3 separate regions of the Homo sapiens genome follow, and all the other regions are linked to region 1. The links are chromatin contacts, found by Hi-C in ENCODE. All regions are on one chromosome and are shown on one strand. Each heading gives the region's core, a stretch centred on a gene start or an enhancer-like site at or near the end of the contact. The rest is flanking DNA. Distances are from core to core; before and after follow the strand shown. Region 1 overlaps CACNB2 (calcium voltage-gated channel auxiliary subunit beta 2). Region 2 overlaps TMEM236 (transmembrane protein 236). Region 3 holds the start of MRC1 (mannose receptor C-type 1).

Evidence for each region. Hi-C counts contacts between places; a loop is a spot of excess contacts on that map. Pooled maps may share reads with other maps.
Region 2: a pooled map shows a loop between it and region 1 (2.0-fold over the local background). The contact joins two enhancer-like sites. A Hi-C loop is called at or near these places in 7 of 168 maps with a recorded cell type or tissue (A673, HCT116, MCF 10A and 4 more), 9 of 37 single-sample maps with no recorded cell type and 14 of 50 pooled maps.
Region 3: a loop to region 1 is called in a map of GM12878, with 11 times the contacts of the local background. The contact joins the promoter of MRC1 here to the enhancer-like site in region 1. A Hi-C loop is called at or near these places in 2 of 168 maps with a recorded cell type or tissue (GM12878 and HCT116), 3 of 37 single-sample maps with no recorded cell type and 8 of 50 pooled maps.

The regions. Positions count from the first base shown.
Region 1 is chr10:18,213,805-18,216,616 of GRCh38, forward strand. The region is part of intron 2 of CACNB2 (calcium voltage-gated channel auxiliary subunit beta 2); the gene reads left to right. Among named protein-coding and RNA genes, the nearest start is that of CACNB2-AS2, 46 kb to the right of the region's middle. Within about 2 kb of position 1,372, at least 2 of the 41 ENCODE cell types and tissues checked have a DNase peak (open chromatin) inside an H3K27ac peak, as active enhancers do.
Region 2 is chr10:17,755,506-17,758,317 of GRCh38, forward strand. All of the region lies in intron 1 of TMEM236 (transmembrane protein 236), which reads left to right. Among named protein-coding and RNA genes, the nearest start is that of TMEM236, 4.7 kb to the left of the region's middle. Within about 2 kb of position 1,471, at least 3 of the 41 ENCODE cell types and tissues checked have a DNase peak (open chromatin) inside an H3K27ac peak, as active enhancers do.
Region 3 is chr10:17,807,899-17,810,710 of GRCh38, forward strand. It overlaps MRC1 (mannose receptor C-type 1), which reads left to right and starts at 1,450. Exons shown (of 30, transcript NM_002438.4): 1 at 1,450-1,628. The coding sequence starts at 1,568.

The DNA.
Region 1 (2,812 bases), core at 122-2,621:
CTGTGGCCAAGAATTAGCAGGATGACCCTGTAGAAGTTATTCACATAACTGAATTTTTAATGAGATAATGCATGTAAACTACTAAGTTTTAGATGGTATAGTATCTGATCAGTATACGGTAGCTACTTATTATTTGAATATGTTCTCTAATTCCTGATTGATTTGTATTTATTAAAGATTATTCTACAGATTCAACTTGTGCTGATGTCTTTCCACTGGCTACAGAAGATTCCCAGTTTACTTCACGTATCTGAAAAAAAGAATTTCTTATTTAAATTTACCCCTACACAACTGGAGGCAGGGGGGCAGTGTGTGGGAAAGGTGAATTTTTATAGAAGTATAAGTTCTTCTGAAAGGGACCCAAGCTAAAGTTTCCACGACAGGGTTTCAAATTCATTTTTTAAAACGGGGGCAGCACATCCCGGTTCTGATTTGGAAACAAGCATTGCTGCCTGGAATGGATTAAAAACAGAAGATCTCTACTTCTGCATCCATTTGTACCTTACACAGGGATGCTTTTAAAAATATTTAACAACTGTGACTGGGTGCAGTGGCTCACGCCTGTAATCGCAGCACTTTGAGAGGCCGAGGCAGGAGTATCACTTGAGGTCAGAAGTTCGAGACCAGCCTGGCCAACATGGTGGAACCCCATCTTTACCAAAAATATAAAAAATTAGCCGAGTGTGGTGGCATGTGCCTGTAATCCCAGCTACTCAGGTGGCTGAGGCAGGAGAATCGCTTGAACCCAGGAGGCAGAGCTTGCAGTGAGCCGAGATAGCACCACTGCATTACAGCCTGGGCAATGGAGTGAGACTCCATCTCAAAAAAAAAAAAAAAAAAAAAAAAAAAAATTAACAACTGTATGGCGTGGCAACAGCTGGTCGGGGAGGTTGCCTACCATTGCCCTGTTGGAACAGATTTGTAACTCCTTTAATTGTAGGATCCTGGTGAGAGTTTGGGGCCGTTGATGTAATAGGACACATTTGGGGGCTTGTAGCAGTGGCTGTTTGTGAATTAGCAGGGAAGCATTTTGGTGTGGCAACAACTGGGATGGCTGTGCCTGTGTGTACTGGCTGAATGTCCCTGTGTCATGTCCACGCCAGGGATTTTTTGCCCAGTTTGTCATAGAAGGAAGGTAGAATGTAATGCTTATGCTCACGATAAGAGTAATACGAATTATTTACATGGATTTAGTTTTTTAGAAAATTATTGGCTAAAAATCATTGGGTCTTATTGGTTGTAAAGTGCTGAACCCACTGTGCAAAAATCAAGACACTTAGAATACAAGAAATACTGAGACTTTTTCCCTTCACGGAGATTCCCAGTATGGTATTCATGGGGGCAGTGACATCTAGCGTTCCCTCCCAAGATAGCAGGCACTCTGAATGAAGACAGTGTGTTTATTTCACAAGTAGCCTACAAACTCAGTTATTTCATCCAGGGCCTGAATTTTACCATTTTTGAAAGTACGTCACATTCATCTAAGTGAGGGGGCCTGGTTTGTTCCAAATTTTCATGACCATCGGAGCGGGTCTGACGGTGAGACCAGACATTTTGCTTGTATTTCTGGTTCAGCTCCAGCTAGGGCTGAACTCAGGGGGCCCCCTGGAAATGGGGCATTTCTGGGACCAATCTGAGGATTTGCAAAGAATTTTAAGTAAGCACAAAACTTTTGATTAAAAAGGAGGGCACAAACTGAAGCCCAGCCTTTGTTTCTAACACACTTTGACAAAATGGTCATTTTGAATTAGATATGATTAGAAACCTCTTAAGAAATAAAAATGAAAACTCGCCAAACTCTTTTATGGCTATGCATGTTCTGTCCTTTGCTGCTCTGTGTCAGATAATTTTTCTTATACTTGGGATGTCCTGAATATGTATTTTATTTGTGCTTTTTGATGAGCACAGCACTAAGGAAATAAGCGAGGTGAAGAATTTAAGAAAGCAGACGGATCTTTTTAGGAGGCTATAAATTTTCCGCGTCCCTCCACTGCCCACTCCCAAGGCCATGTTGATGTTTAAGAGAAGCCTGTGGTCTGGTTTTTCAGTCTCGTGTTGGTGCCAAGTCAGTGCTTTCATTGTTTCTTACTGAGATCGGGTCTAGATGCTCTGTGAACAATTGTGCTTATGGTTATGTAGACTTTTAGAATCCTTGGTGATTGTCATTCTATAATTCTCTCCTGTTATTTTAATTTAAAGTAAGTCTTGAGGCCAGGTGTGGTGGCTCATGCCTGTAATCCCAGCACTTTGAGAGGCCGAGGCGGGTGGATCACCTAAGGTCAGGAGTTTGAGACCAGCCTGACCAACATGGTGAAACCCCGTCTCAACTAAAAAAAAAAAAAAATAGCCAAATGTGTTGGTGCATACCTGTAATCCTAGCTACTTGGGAGGCCAAGGCAGGAGAATTGCTTGAACCTGGGAGGTGGTGGTTGCAGTGAGCCAAGATTACACCATTGCATTCCAGCCTGGGCAAAAAGAGCAAAACTCCATCTCAAAAATAGCAATAATAAATAATAAAAAATAAACTAAGTCTTGAATGCTTCTCTGAGATTCTTGAGTATAAGCACTATCTGGTAAAGTCCATCAAAAGAAGAGCATCTCTGTGGATCCCTTGAGCCCCTTTAGTCTTAAGCAAACCAAAAAGCTACATGGTGATTATTATGAGTGGACATATCCCACGTAAGCATGTACAACAGTCTTAACACCTGATTTCATTAGATATGGCAGTAATACAGCTCTAGAATGACTCTATTTCGGTGGTTTATAGACACTTAGTTTTTGTAAAACACTTGTTTTTCTTTCTTTGTTTTTC
Region 2 (2,812 bases), core at 221-2,720, 460 kb before region 1:
GGTCTTAAGGGGTTTCTGGAAATAAAGCATTATGTTGTTGGCACTGCTTTTATCAGTAGGGTTTAGGGGCTTTCCAAACCTTGACCAGAGCCCCAGGGTCACCTAAGGGGTAGCTTGGAGCTGGGCTTGACCCTCCACCTCTCACACCCTGTAGGGGTGGCTTTGACTGTCCAAGATTCCTGGCTGGGTTGGAATTTTGAGGGAATGGTGGAAGGTTCAAATGACAACAGGAATAAACCAATGGGAAACTGGCCCACCACAGCCCAGGAAGAAGCTCTTGGGTTTTTTTGTATTTTGGTTTTTTGTTTTCACATTGACTCAAATCCCTAAGACTCTAGATTCTGAATGTCATTTAGGCAGCAAACCTTCCCATATAACTTACTGTTATTATTATTAGGCTATAATTGATTCTTTATAGATCACTGATTATGTGCCATGTAAGTACTGATATGAGGTGGTACAGAAACACGTACTTCATAGGCCAGGCACAGTGGCTTACACCTTTAATCCCAACACTTTGGGAGGCCAAGGTGGGAGGATTGATTGAAGCCCAGAGTTAGAGATCAGCCTGGGCAACATAGTGAGACCTCGTCTCTACAAAACATTACAAAATCAGCAGGATGTGGTGGTGCACGCCTGTAGTCCCAGCTATTCAAGAGGTTGGCTTGAGCCCAGGAGTTTGAGCCTGCAGTGATCTATGATTGTGCCACTGCACTCTAGCCTGGGTGACAGATGGAGACCCCCAACTCTGAAAAACAAAAAGACAGAGAAATATCTACTTCACCTCATAAAGTATTTTTTTTCTTTTTGAGATGGAGTCTAGCTCTGTTGCCCAGGCTGGAGTGCAGAGGAGCGATCTAGGCTCCCTGTACCTCTGCCTCCCAGGTTCACACGATTCTCTTGCCTCAGCCTCCTGAGTAGTGGGGATTACAGTTGTGCACGACCACACCCGACTAATTTTTGTATTTTTAGTAGAGATGGATTTTCCCCATGTTGGCCAGGCTGGTCTCGAACTCCTGACCTCAAGTGATCTGCCCGCCTCAGCCTCCCAAAGTGCTGGGATTACGGGCATGAACCACTGTGCCCAGCCTAAAGTAGAATTTTTATGAGTTTATCGTTATTATTGCCTAGAGAAAATTGCCGATTAGAGAGTTTCAGCAGCTCTCCCAAAGTCAGTGAACTAGACAGAGTGGAAGAGGCAGACTTTGGACCTAGGTCTACCTGACTCCATAATGGGTACTTCTAGCCACTGTCCCAAACTGCCTCTTTGAAGGACAAGGTCCCATTCTCCTGGGGCAATTGAGAGTTAAGGAACAGAGTAGGCTTTTGTTTCTGCCCCTTAGTGCATGTGGTATACCAGTCATCTCTGGTGTCTGTTCAGATTTCATGTTGTGCATCTGGCTCAGGTACCTCCCCTGTGCTAAAGTGTTTCGGGTTGTCATGACTACATCTCTCAGTGATTTCTTTTGGGAAATACACTTCCAGTCTTTAGTTTCTGTTTTGCCGGTGTTGCTGGCCACACGTGTTTTAAATAGTGTTTAGACAGTGGACAGGTTATCTGTAATTTCAGTGAAACTGAAACTGTTTCCTTCTGGCCACATTCGTGAGCATTATCATATAGTTATCTTTTACTGGCATAGAAGAGAAGCAGCCACTGAGCACTGTTCTAGGAGCTTTACACCTTCTGTACTGTTAAGTTTAAACTTTACAACAACTCAGCGAAGTGTACATGCTAAAGTTCTCATTTTATAGACAAAGAAACTGAAACTTGAAGTAATTAACTTTGTCAACTGATAAAGCTAGCAAGTGGAGCCAGGCATGGTAGCTCCTGCCTGTAATCCCAAGACTTTGAGAGGCTTAGGTGTGAGGATCGCTTGAGCACAGGAGTTCAAGACCAGCCTAGGCAACGTAGTGAGACCCTGTCTCTACAAAAAAATTAAAAAATTAGCCAGGCATGGTGGTACGTGACTGTAGTCTCAGCTGCTCTGGGAGCTAAAGGGGGACGATCACTTGAGCCCTGGAGATCAAGGCTGCAGTGTGTTGAGATCATGCCACTGCACTCTAGCCTGGGTCACACAGCAAAACCCTGTCTCAAAAAAAAAAAAAAAAGCTATGTAATGGGGGAGCTAGGATTTGTGAGCCTAGGTCTGTCTGATTCCATACAATTTCCTGTATCTCATACAATTTTCTTTTCCTTTATTTTTTCTGACTTTGAATGCCAGGTGTGTTTCAAGAAAAATGCAATGCTTTTTTTGTTTATTTGTTTTGTTTTGTGTTTTTTGAGATGAAGTCTTACTCTGTTGCCCAGGCTAGAATGCAGTGGCATGATATCCGCTCACTGCAACCTCCACCTCTGGGGTTTAAGCTATTGTCTCATCTCAGCCTCCTGAGTAGCTGGGATTACAGGTGTGCGCCACCACGCCTGGCTAATTTTTTTATTTTTAGTAGAGGCACAGTTTCACCATATTGGCCAGGCTAGTCTCCAACTCCTGACCTCAAGTGATCCGCCCACTTTGGTCTCCCAAAGTGCTGGGATTACAGGCGTAAGCCACCAGGTGCAGCCAGAAAAATGCAGTGCTTTTAATGTCATTAACATAATTTCACCCAGAGTGCATTTGGCTCTTATAATATATGGGGTAATATATAGGGTGTCATGTCTTGATTGCTACATGAAGATGATGCAAAAATAATTGCTACTAGACAAAGTAAGGATTGAGCATATGAATTATTTTTGAGGAATAGTCAAATAGTTGTTTATGTGAAATTTCATAGACCCTGAACATTCATGATTTGATGTTGATGAGGCTTATCT
Region 3 (2,812 bases), core at 200-2,699, 410 kb before region 1:
AGAGAACTACATCACATTTCTAATAGGATGGAAACTTTTCAACTTTATCACAAAGACAACGAATGTGGAGGCTTTCCGTTTGAAGATAAAACTATTCATTTAAAAAATTTTAAAAATTACAATGTTTCCAGTAGCTTCTTTTTGAATTACTAACATATTCCACACTCTAGTAACGGTTTGGCCAGCTAATCGTTAGTTTCTGCTTTAAAATGTTCTAAATTCCTGTTCTACTTTTGAAAAATGACAACATAAATGTTTGGAGGGTTATTTTCTGCTTAATGAAAGATCTAGAAACATATTTTATTCTAAGAAAGAATTCCACTTGCCTTTAAATAAAGATATACCTTTTGACCAAACAATCAGATTTTCTTTTTCTTTTTTTTCTTTTCTTTTTTTTTTTTGAGATGGAGTTTCGCGTCTGTCGCCCAGGCTGGAGTGTAGTGGTGCGATCCTGACTCACTGTAACTTCCACTTCCCAGGTTCAAACGATTCTGTTGCCTCAGCCTCCTGAGTAGCTGGGCTTACAGGTGTGCATGATCACACCCGGCTAACTTTTGTATTTTTAGTAGAGACGGGTTTTTGCCATGTTGACCAGGCTGGTTTCAAACTCCTGACCTCGGGTGATCTGACTGCCTCGGCCTCCCAAACTGCTGGGATTGCAGGCGTGAGCCATTGTGCCTGGCCAGATTTTCTTTTTCTAGCAAGGGGACCCACTTAAACTTGAAGAGGACCGGGATGGTTGAGGCTGGGCAGCAAGGCTTTACTGCAAATCCTTTACCACTGTTTTTTCTGGCTTTCTAGAGAACGTTCTAGCAAAAGGTTTCTAGAACTTTCTCCTTCCTGGCCTGACTGACATTCCCTCTTAGGTGTAGCCTCCTTTTCACTTTTCTTCTGCCTGGAGGAAATGAAGCTCCACGGAACTTTCTGTTGAAACTTTCCAAGAAAAAAAAGAAAGGCTCTAAGCACTGAATGTGGAAACTGAAGGGGATGAGCTTCAACTCTGAAGTGTTTCCAGCGTAAAACTGTCCTTTCCAGGGCCCGTGTGGCTGTCACTTCAGAGTGGAGGTTGTCTGCTGAGGGACCCCTGACTCAGCTGCTTCCCAGGGGAAGCTCCGTCTTCCGGCACAGGTAATGGCCTGCAGCTTGATCTCCACCCAGCCCCATCTGAGCAGGCCGGGAGCTCCCAGGCTGTTTCACTTCTCTCCTTCCTGACTCCTCACCATCACCATCGCCCTCTCTCCTCCCCACCCCGCCACTCCTCTCCCACACGTGTCCCTTTCTCCCCTTCCTCTGCGTCTGCTCTTCTCAGAAGTTAGCTTACGAAGCAAAGTTGTTACTTTGAATTCCTGTTTTTCCAGCCACCCTCATGTGACAGGATGTCTCCTCAGTAGAGGCTTTCCCTAAATTCAGGAGCCCTTTAAAAGGGAGGGCTTCCTCTGTAGTTCTTTTCAGCTGGGCAGCTCTGGGAACTTGGATTAGGTGGAGAGGCAGTTGGGGGGCCTCGTTGTTTTGCGTCTTAGTTCCGCCCTCCTGTCCATCAGGAGAAGGAAAGGATAAACCCTGGGCCATGAGGCTACCCCTGCTCCTGGTTTTTGCCTCTGTCATTCCGGGTGCTGTTCTCCTACTGGGTAAGTCTGCTCTGAGGCAGGGGATCTCTGACCTGGGGGGCCGGAACCACACCTTCCTCTTCTGGGTTACTGTGAATGGGTTCCTTTCAACATCTTTGTGAGGAGGAAACGGGGTTCCCCTGCACCACGCAGTCCACGGCTAAGCCTGCTGCCTTCACCTGGCGGCCAGGCATGGGAGGCCTGGAGTTGGAGGAGGGAGGAGGATGCGTCTCAGGTCTCGGTTGCTGCCCTGCCGGGAACCCTACAGACCTTCAGTGTCCTCCTGACTTCTCTCATCGCTCGTTGTTCCTTCCCTGTTTTCTTCGTGCAGAAATTTCCTGCTCTGTGGTTTACTCTTTCTGGTTTTCAATTCACACTATTTCTGTCTCACCGCCAACAAACACCTTCTGAGTGTCTCTGGCTGGAAGGAGGGCAGCCCTGATGTCTCCCCGCGTCTTAGGTCCGAGGGTATCATCGCAGATCATCCCCCCAAAAGAGATTCTAAGCAATTTCCATACTCATTTTTTTTTCTGCCAGAATCATTCAGACACTTGATTGTTAGAAAGTTCATCCTTATCTGTATTCTAGACTATTCAAACTGCCGCATAAGCAGATCGATTCCTGTTTTTCTTCTTTTTCTGGAGATTAGAGATTACTCATTAGGAACAGCTCCAGAGTTGTTCAAATTCTCAAATACCTTTTCCAGTCTGTCTTTTCTATTTCTCTATACTCAGTTGCTTAAACTTCAGGATGGGAGTGCCTCGGGGGATTTTCATTCCTGGTTCTATTTGGAGATGATTTAGAAGAGATTTCAAATTTGATTTTTTGATTTCTGATCCCCCTTTAATTCTATGAAATCAACAAACACTTGCAGAGAATGGTTTGTGCCTACGATCTACTCTATGCACTGATGTGAAGGCGGGTGGGAAGTTTCCTAGGAAGAGAGTGTTTTAGTACCGCAAATGTTAAATCATAAGTATTGAGTGGTAGTGATTACAAAAACACAAGTGAAGGCGGTATGGTTTACATCCTGTCTCTCTCACTCACTAGCTTTGCGACCTTGGGCAGGCTACTTTATTTCTTTGTGCTTTAGTTTCCATGTCTATAAAATGGAAAGAATAATATTACCTGCCCCCATCAGTTCTTGTGATGATTCAATGAGTAACAATATGTGAAATGTTTAGAACAGAGTATGACCCATAGTA